2 separate regions of the Homo sapiens genome follow, and region 2 is linked to region 1. A link is a loop called in an ENCODE intact Hi-C map of the cell type or tissue named here. Cell type or tissue: IMR-90. All regions are shown on one strand. Each heading gives the region's core, and the rest is flanking DNA. Links, peaks and the distances in the headings are about the cores only.

The links. Hi-C counts contacts between places; a loop is a spot of excess contacts. Peaks named below come from ENCODE experiments on the same cell type or tissue, not always from the same donor. Only the 100,000 strongest peaks of a DNase experiment are listed, where the experiment ranks them.
Region 2: a loop joins it to region 1, with 2.3 times the contacts of the local background. A loop is called at or near these places in 1 of 110 quality-filtered maps.

Annotation. Positions count from the first base shown.
Region 1 is chr5:167,235,841-167,240,239 of GRCh38, reverse strand. The region is part of intron 2 of TENM2 (teneurin transmembrane protein 2); the gene reads right to left. Among named protein-coding and RNA genes, the nearest start is that of TENM2-AS2, 65 kb to the left of the region's middle. In IMR-90, for the core only: no CTCF peak of the experiment used is centred there; no DNase peak of the experiment used is centred there.
Region 2 is chr5:167,292,624-167,297,022 of GRCh38, reverse strand. The region is part of intron 3 of TENM2 (teneurin transmembrane protein 2); the gene reads right to left. It overlaps TENM2-AS2 (TENM2 antisense RNA 2), which reads left to right. Exons shown (of 3, transcript NR_199036.1): 3 at 480-611. Among named protein-coding and RNA genes, the nearest start is that of TENM2-AS2, 8.5 kb to the left of the region's middle. RefSeq lists enhancers at 1,330-2,145, 1,170-2,369. In IMR-90, for the core only: no CTCF peak of the experiment used is centred there; a DNase peak (open chromatin) is centred at 1,952; H3K27ac peaks cover 1,186 bases.

The sequences.
Region 1 (4,399 bases), core at 247-4,246:
TTTGTTGTCTCCTCCTGTTCTTTAGAGGAATGATGCTGTTCATATTATTTAGTCATGTCAGCACAAGAATACTTAAGGGGAGCCCCAGTATCAGAAAATACAAGCTTATGAAAAAGTATTTTTAGGAAAACTTCAATAAAATCCCAGTAAAGGCTATTTAAAAAAAGGCTGGGCATAATGGCTCACGCCAGTAATCCCAGCACTTTGGGAGGCCGAGGCAGGCAGATCACCTGAGGTCAGGAGTTGGAGACCAGCCTGACCAACATGGAAGAACCCTGTCTCTACTAAAAATACAAAAAAGTAGCCGAGCATGGTGGCGCGTGCCTGTCATCCCAGCTACTTGGGAGATTGAGGCAGGAGAATCGCTTGAATCTGGGAGGCAGAGGTTGCGGTTAGCTGAGATCACGCCATTGCACTCCAGCCTGGGCAACAAGAGCAAAACTCCATCTCAAAATAAATAAATAAACAACAATATAAAAAGTTTATTAATTTATCCATGAATAAATATAATTTTAAATGTATTTCTCAACTGTTTCTTCATTTATTGAGAGATGTTCTTTATTTTAGGCACTGTTCTAGTACTGAGTACAAGCAAACACATCTGCTTTCAAATTATCCACAGACTACTAGTGGGGGAGGAAGTCTAGTAAAAGGTACCTCGTTGGTGTGATTCATTCTGGGATAAACATAGGTACCCAGTTCCGACACTATGGCAACCGTATAATTCAATGTTAATGTAGCTGGACTATTGAGGTGAATGGGCTATGTTAGGTGTCTTGGAGGAAACAGTGCCTGAACTGCTAATGAAGAAATGGGGTAGTCAGGACAAGAAGAAAACATGTTCTTGATAGAAAGAACAGCCCCAGAGAAATGAAGAATGTATAAACATAGCACTGGAGTTGGAAGTGTGATTCTTGTGCCCTGAACTGTATTTATGGCTCTCTGAAACTAGTTGGTTTGAAATAATGTCTCATCAGTCTACAGAAGGTCAAATCAACACAGTCCAAATTAGGAACTAAATGAAAAGTGTCTATTAGCCATGACATTCGACATTATAACTTATAGTTAGATAAATGAACATGACAAGGCACTCTTCAAAGATACCTTGGAGAGACCAGATCTTTCTGTAGTGATTTTTAAAGACAAGTGAATCTTATTGTTGTTTTGGGGGATTTATTTCGTCTGCTGATACAAAGACCTATAGACCCAGACACATAAGGAATGTTGCTCTATTTACGAACCAAGTATGCAAATACTGCTATCTAATCATATTTTATACACCTCAATGCAATGCTCAGTAGGTCCCAGGAAAGGCTTTGCTAAAGCAGTATCTGTTCATAAGCAAATAGCTTATGTTTCTTATTTTCTAAAATAAAGCCCAAAGCAACTTTAATCTATGATCAAGAACATCTCTTCCTGATCAGTGAAGAAAGATCATACAAATTGACTATTTCTTACTCTTTACAGGCTTCTGATATATGGATTCAGGCAATCAGCTAAGTTCCATTTCTTACTATTTTATTTGCTTTTTTTTTTTTTTTTTTTGCATCTCCTGTATTACAAGGACAGAAGGCCAACTTATCTAGTCATTCCACAGAAGAATGCATATGTTTAAAAGCACATGTGCTCTGTGCATACAAACATGGGTAGAACCTAGCAGGCTTGTCCCGCAAATCTCAGAGGCTGTAGAACTCACAATGTCCCTCAATACCTAATCTTGTCATTCACATATTTTGATTTTGAGAACACTCTCTCTTAGGTCTAATCCAAGCCTATCTTCATGGAGAGAGAATTAATTTAGTTCCAGGGGAGAAGCAGGAAATACTCTATGTGGCAAGATTTGAGGCTTCATAACTAGTTCTTCAGCCTCAAAATGTCTCTTCTATTGATATTTCATAAGACCTGAGATCTATTGATTGTATGATACATTACTGTATAATGACTAAGTAATAAAAATGTTGTCAATCACATTATAGCCTAATGTTTATCATTTAATGTTAAAAACTTATTGAAAGATCTCATAAGACTCATTTAGACATAAATTTTAATTGTATAACGCTCTTATGGAAAATATAAACAGAATACATTGCTAAAAGTTCTTCATATTAGGAATCCAACCCTTCTGAATCATTATCTTTGACTCAGAGTCATTAATGTCTGTACATTCCATACATTCTGAGCTGGAGAGTTGGTGATGCAGCACTTCTTTTTTTTTTTTTTTTTTTTTTTTGAGACAGAGTCTCACTCTGTCGCCCAGGCTGGAATGGAGTGGCATGATCTTGGCTCACTGCAACCTCCACCTCCTGGGTTCAAGCAATTCTCTGGCTCAGCCTCCTGAGTAGCTGGGATTACAGGCGTGTGCCACCACGCCCAGCTAATTTTTGTGTTTTTAGTAGAGAAGGGGTTTCACCATCTTGGCCAGGCTGGTCTTGAACTCCTGACCTCATGATCCACCCACCTCGGCCTCCCAAAGTGCTGGGATTAGGCGTGAGCCATCGGGCCCCGCCCACAGCACTTCTTAAAATAGTATTTGTTCTCCTATCATCTTGGTGATTTTCCTCCAAGCTGCTGACATTCATTCTGTATGCTGACACTTACGCTTTCTTGATCTTATGAGAAGGCTTAAATGGAAGATTATCAGACAACAAGTAGGACAATATTCTTTCTTTTAAAGAACATTCTTTTAAATGTTCATTAAACATCATTGTTTCATATAAAAGCAAATGATATTTAAGTTCAACATATTTTACCAATAATGTACATGACACCATGGAAGTTTTGGCCAGATGTGTACATGTGTAGTCAATAACAACTCCAATACAATGCTCTTTAGCCAGGAGTGATTGAATGTGGCCAGCAAGTATTCCACAGGTGTCAACAAGTGAAAAATATATAACATGCCCTAAAATTGATGAAATATGAATATTCCAAATGCAAGACATTTACTAATTTATGTTTTATTTATTCAGTCATTAAAGAATTGTATCATTGAGGGCCTACCATGTGTCAGGCACTTGGATAAGGGTCATGAAGTAATAAAAGAGACGAACTGGTTTCTCCAGGCACAGACATACAGGTGCGCGGATCAAAATTACATACTGCTATAGAGTTTATGGTCTGACAGAAAACAGGGGTTCCTAGCTTCTTACAAGATATTTGTTGATCCAGAAAATCCCCAGGAATTGCAAGAGAAACTTCTGATATTCTGCCAAGATGCCATCTGCACCTAAGAGGAGATGTTTCTGACAATAAATATAGACATTTACCTTGGATAACATTTACTTAGGAAAAAGAAAGAACAGACACAAACTAAGTGAAACAAGACTTTCTTGTTTTCAGATTGAAAAAAAAAAAAAAAGGTATAGAAGTAGAGACAGGCTGAGTGGAAGAAATGTGGTCAGCCAGCCAGTGGTATGGAAAAGAACAGAAAGAAAGAATATATTCTTGTTAGATCTTTGCTTTCCCTTTGATACCGTGGATGTTCTACTGACTCCCATGAGCTTCCAATTCCATAACTTGCTTGCCTAGATCTAGGTATGGACCACTCAATCCTCACCTTATGCACATTCCCAGATTCAGCCCTCCTGCGGCCTTCCCTGTTGTTCACATCTTTTATCAGGGGACCACCACATGAACCATTTGAAGGATCTAGAAGACTTCTAAGATTTAATCTAAAAGTTAGGTTGTTTTAGAAACAGAAAAAGTAGGACCCAGAGACAAAATCCAAGTTGCCTGAGAACACTCAGCTTTCTTCCTGTTATACATTCTCCTTTGACACTGGAGCCACTCAGTGACCTTCAGCCCTTAATTCAATGATAGGAATCACTTTCTCAGAGGTTACTTCAAGCTGGCTGCATTTTGTTTTTTATACTAGAAATGATAGTAGCTGTCCAAAGAAGAAATACCTTCCATAAATTGTGGTTCTTTGAGTTGACCAGCTTAAAATACACGCACATACACACACAGAGACATGTATGAGTCCTATATATTAGGCATTATGCTTGGCATTAAGTGGATGAAACATAAAATTATGACTCTTCTTCTTAGAGCTCCCATGGCTCATTTAGACAGGAAGTCAGGCCAAAAGTTCATGCAATAATGGAGGTGTAGACAAGGTAATACACAGTACTTCCTTTGTTGATGAGAGTCAAAGATGATTTGGGATAGGAGGTGCTGCCTGAGTAGAGATTTTAAAACTAATTTGGAATTTGTGAGGTGGGAGGAAGGAAGGTTGGTAGAGTGAATATCTACCGATTATTGCCTATCCAGTCACCCTTCTTCCTGCCTGCAATAAAAGCAAACTCAATTCCCTAAGAGATCTGATCTCTTCCGAGCTCTTTATCCATGAGATTCATTCCACTGCTGACTCAGGGACCATGTATGCAACCTGGGTCTCACT
Region 2 (4,399 bases), core at 242-4,241, 57 kb before region 1:
GCCACAGATTGGGATTTAATTGGTCTTGGGTGAGACTAGGACATGCAGACTTTTCAGAACTGCCCAGGAGAGTCCAATGAGTCACCACTGGTCTAGAAACAAAAATGACATGGACTGTGGCCACAGTCATTGTCCCCTTACTGCTCAGCTAGGACAACTCAGCACTTTGCTGTAGCCTCCCTGCTGTTCAGTCTCTGGGTTTGTGAAACAGAAAGTGTTAACTGGGTCAGCTCTTTGCAGAGCTTTTGCAGGGCAGACAAATGGAGTCAGAGTGCAAGCATTAAATGAAATGTCACTGTAAACTAGGAAGAATTTGAACCCAAAGCTGCCGCCAGGCAAACAGGGGTCTTTTGACAGCTGTTGGTGTCACCTGAACTTGCAGTCATTTTGAGAGGGATTTGTTTGGCCTATGGATACTTATCCTGCAGTTGACTGGATTTTATTTATTTATTTTCTTTCTTTCTTTTTTTCTTTTTGAGGACATTAAAGTAGTATGCCTCCCTTCCATCAATGCTCCAGTTGCAGCCAATATGTCCATTGAAACTAACTTAACTCGCTGGAACTACTCTCTAAATAAATTCACCATTTTGGTTCAAAGTGCTACAAACAAATTCAGTGCTTTCATTCCCCGTACATGGATCCGACTTTAACTGCACAAGGACAGAAGGAGAAGCACATATTATGAGGTGGCAGTGGACATGTGGGAATTTGAAAGAAAGTGCTTCAGACTATTTTTAAACTGAAATGTATCCCACTGGGACCGCAATTGCCCAGTGCCGACTATTCATAAATCAGGGTGAACACAAAGAGGCTTCACATTTTGTGGGTCTGGCCGAAGAGAAAGATCTGGGAAAGGAAGGAGAATCACAGATTTAGTTGAGTGAGAATGCATCAGAGCCCATCTGACTTTTCTCTGTGTTTTGTGTTTTTTTTCTTTTCCCCCCTCATTCTTGAAAAGATTTTTCTGTCTTGGAGAAAATGCATTAAACATAATGCTGATAGTACCTTTGGTAAAATATTCCAAATGTTATAAAAGTCTGTTGGACCTTATTAAATAAGTCTATATTACACTTATTTTTAATATTGTGGTGCACACTCAGTATTTGTTCTGATCATTCCCAGCAGAGATTTATTACTAAAGTAGATCTGACTTGAGGTTGAGTGGAAAGGAAGGCAGTCAGTGCAGGAGGAATATTGAGTAACTTGGTGGTGTGAGAGAGTTTGGCTGCAGCAGAGAAAAAGGGAGCTTGTGAGATGTGCATGCCAATTAAGGTGCTCAAGAAATGAACATGTATTCATTTCGAGTACACGCTAGCCCCTTCCTCTTCATATGTCCCTAGGGATGCTTCTGGAATTGCCAGAGCTGAAAATTAAATTATAAACCTAAAACATGACATTGAAAATGTAATGTCTCCTTTGATAATATCAGTGTGATGATTCATCAGTGGGTGGGGCAGTGCCACTCCTGGACACAGATTGTAAAGCATGGTAAGGCTGATCCTGGCAATTCTTCCGTCTCTCACTGTGCAGTTTTCCCAAAGGTTCTGGTCAGAAAGGCATCCCTGCACAGATCACATATGCACCAAAGCCCTCCTATACATACCGCAGAGTAGACAGCTGCAGAGACTTAACTGCAACATGTGGCACCAGCCAAGAGAAGCTGATAATATTGCATCACCAATAATCAGAAAAAGGAACTGTTAGTGCAACTCAACATGCTAGTGTCAGAGTAAATGGCAGAAAAGTTGTAAGTTGGCATTTCAAAATGTGAGATTTGACATTGTCATGCTGGACAGACATACCATCCACATTTTCTAAGTAGAGTCTGTTTCTGAGCTGTGCTTTCCATTTTTCTCATTAGAACAGGAAACAAGCCACTAAAAAGAGCAAATTCCCTGGTAGTTGCATCTATGAGTCAGAGCACAAAACTGCAGAGCCCTTTGTTTATTTCCCTATTCATAGGAGTCATAGAATCCATGTGCTATGTATGCTGAGTCACTCATCAAGAGAATAATAACAACAATAACAACCCATTAAGGGCTATAAAAATTCAGAGGGCAGGAAGCTTCACCAAAGACGTGAACCACAGGTCACACCCTGTGGGATGAATAGATTTGCAATAGGCAGAGAGGTATTCCACAAGAAAAAAATAGACATAGGAAGATCCGTGATATTTTTGCAATTGTGAGAGCTTTCAGAGGTTTGGCATATAAAATAAAGGCCTGAGAGGAATAGGACTGGTGTAAGACAGAAGGCAGAAACGGGGCCTGTGGCAAACTGAAATGTGAATAGACTGGCACTTGATTCAAAATTCTAAAGAAATCCATAGGCCAAATAAAACCTATCTAGGGGCCGAATATGTCCTATGTACATTAATTTTGTGGCCTCTGATTTAGGGGACATAAAGGAGGTCAACTCTGAGTGGTGGGATGGGGAATAAAACTCGCCCTGTGGAATGACAGGTCAAGTTTGCACTGAGTGAATAGCACATGTAAAGGAAAGTAAGGTGTTCTTTTTTTTCCCCCACTTGTTTCACAGGATTTTCTTCCCCTTCCTATTCCTTGAGTACCTGCACTGTCATGTGAACTTCTTATTTCTCTTCCTTGTACATTTTTTTCTCAGATGATCATACCAAGTCCCATGAAATTATTAGCTGTCAACTGCTAAATCTTTATCCAGCTCAAGCCTCTCTCCAGAATTTCAAGACTGGACAGCCACAGCCTATTAGACATCTGCACATGGAGAGCCTACAGGATACCTCCAATTCAAAAGGTTGACAGTTACCTATCCCATCTAACCCACAAACCAGGCCATCCTCTGTCTCAAGCCCTGGGGATTGATGGTAACATCTTGTCAGTTGCCATAACCAGAAACTTCAGGGATGTCCTTGACTTTTCTTTTTTTGCTTAGCCTGCTTACCCCATCAGTTGCAAGAAAGTATTGTTTCTATCTTCCAAACGTACTCAGCTTTGCAAATAAAGTTACCATTGGCAGGGATAAAACACACACTCAGTTGAACACACACACACACACACACACACACACAGAACTCACATCTACTTAGAGTCTCTGATTTATTTAGTCCATGATAGAGAACAAACAATGGTATCATGGTCCACACAGAGAAGGGGCAGATGCAGCATAATCTCTTCTCTATTTTTTCCTTGCCTGGGATCCGTATGAAGTGCTCTGTAGCTGGTGCTACCCTTTGCATAGGCAGGAATCTAACAAATTTTAAAAAAAAATCCAAATTTTTGTTGCAACACTACATTTTTTATACTTAGGTTTATGTCCAACATTCCAGAAGAACCTGAACTAACAATCTATGTACTTCCACTTAAGGGGTTATTTGCAAGCGTTGACCTTTCCTGGCTCTTTAAGTAAACTCAGCATCAGAAAGGCAATATTCTCTTTCCAAGAGAAAAAAGCAGTCAATGCCCAGGAGTCTCAGAACAGTATATCTGCCTCCACTTTTAAGGTATCCTAAAAAGCCAACAATCAGGGGCCAGGTGCGGTGGCTCATGCCTGTAATCCCAGCACTTTGGAAGCCCGAGGCGGGTGGATCACCTAAGATCAGGAGTTTGAGAACAGCCTGACCAACATGGAGAAACCCCGTCTCTACTAAAAAATACAAAAAAAAAAAAAAAAAAAAAATTAGCCGGACATGGTGACGCATCCCTGTAATGCCAGCTACTTGGGAGGCTGAGGCAGGAGAATCGCTTGAACCTGGGAGGCGGAGATTGCTGTGAGCAGAGATTGCACCATTGCACTCCAGCCTGGGCAACAAGAGTGAAGCTCTGCCTTAAAACAAACAAACAAACAAAAAAGCCAACACTCTTTTTATCTCAATAACATTTCTCAAACAATCTCTGCTATCCTAGTTCAGGCCACCAGGCTCCCTTGCTTAGATGAAGACACAACCTCTAACTGACCATCTTTCCTCTCTCCACAAGCTGAAACCAGCACTGTCTCCCTGAAATGTCTTCATGACTGTCTCTCTCTGCCACTCTAGCTCATCCAACCTACACTTCTTTGACATCCTTGGAACAACAAAATGTAGTCACCTCTGGGCCTTTGCACATGCCATGACTCTTGCCTGAACACTGTCTTGCCTCTTTGATTGTCCAACCTCCTCCCCATCCCTCAAATGTATGCAGGAATGCCACAATTTCTGGGATGCCATTCCGGACATAAATCTGGGTTAGAGGTCTCTCCAAAACCATCCAATATTATCCCTTTTGTAGTGTTTTTTATAAGGTACCTAGTTACATATCTGTTATATCTTACCATTTTAAAACTGCCAGGTTCTGTGAGGTTAGAAACCATGTTTACCTTTTTTTATTGTTGTGTCCCACAAATTGCAGTTGCCTTTTAGGAACCCCTGAAATATTTTTGAATC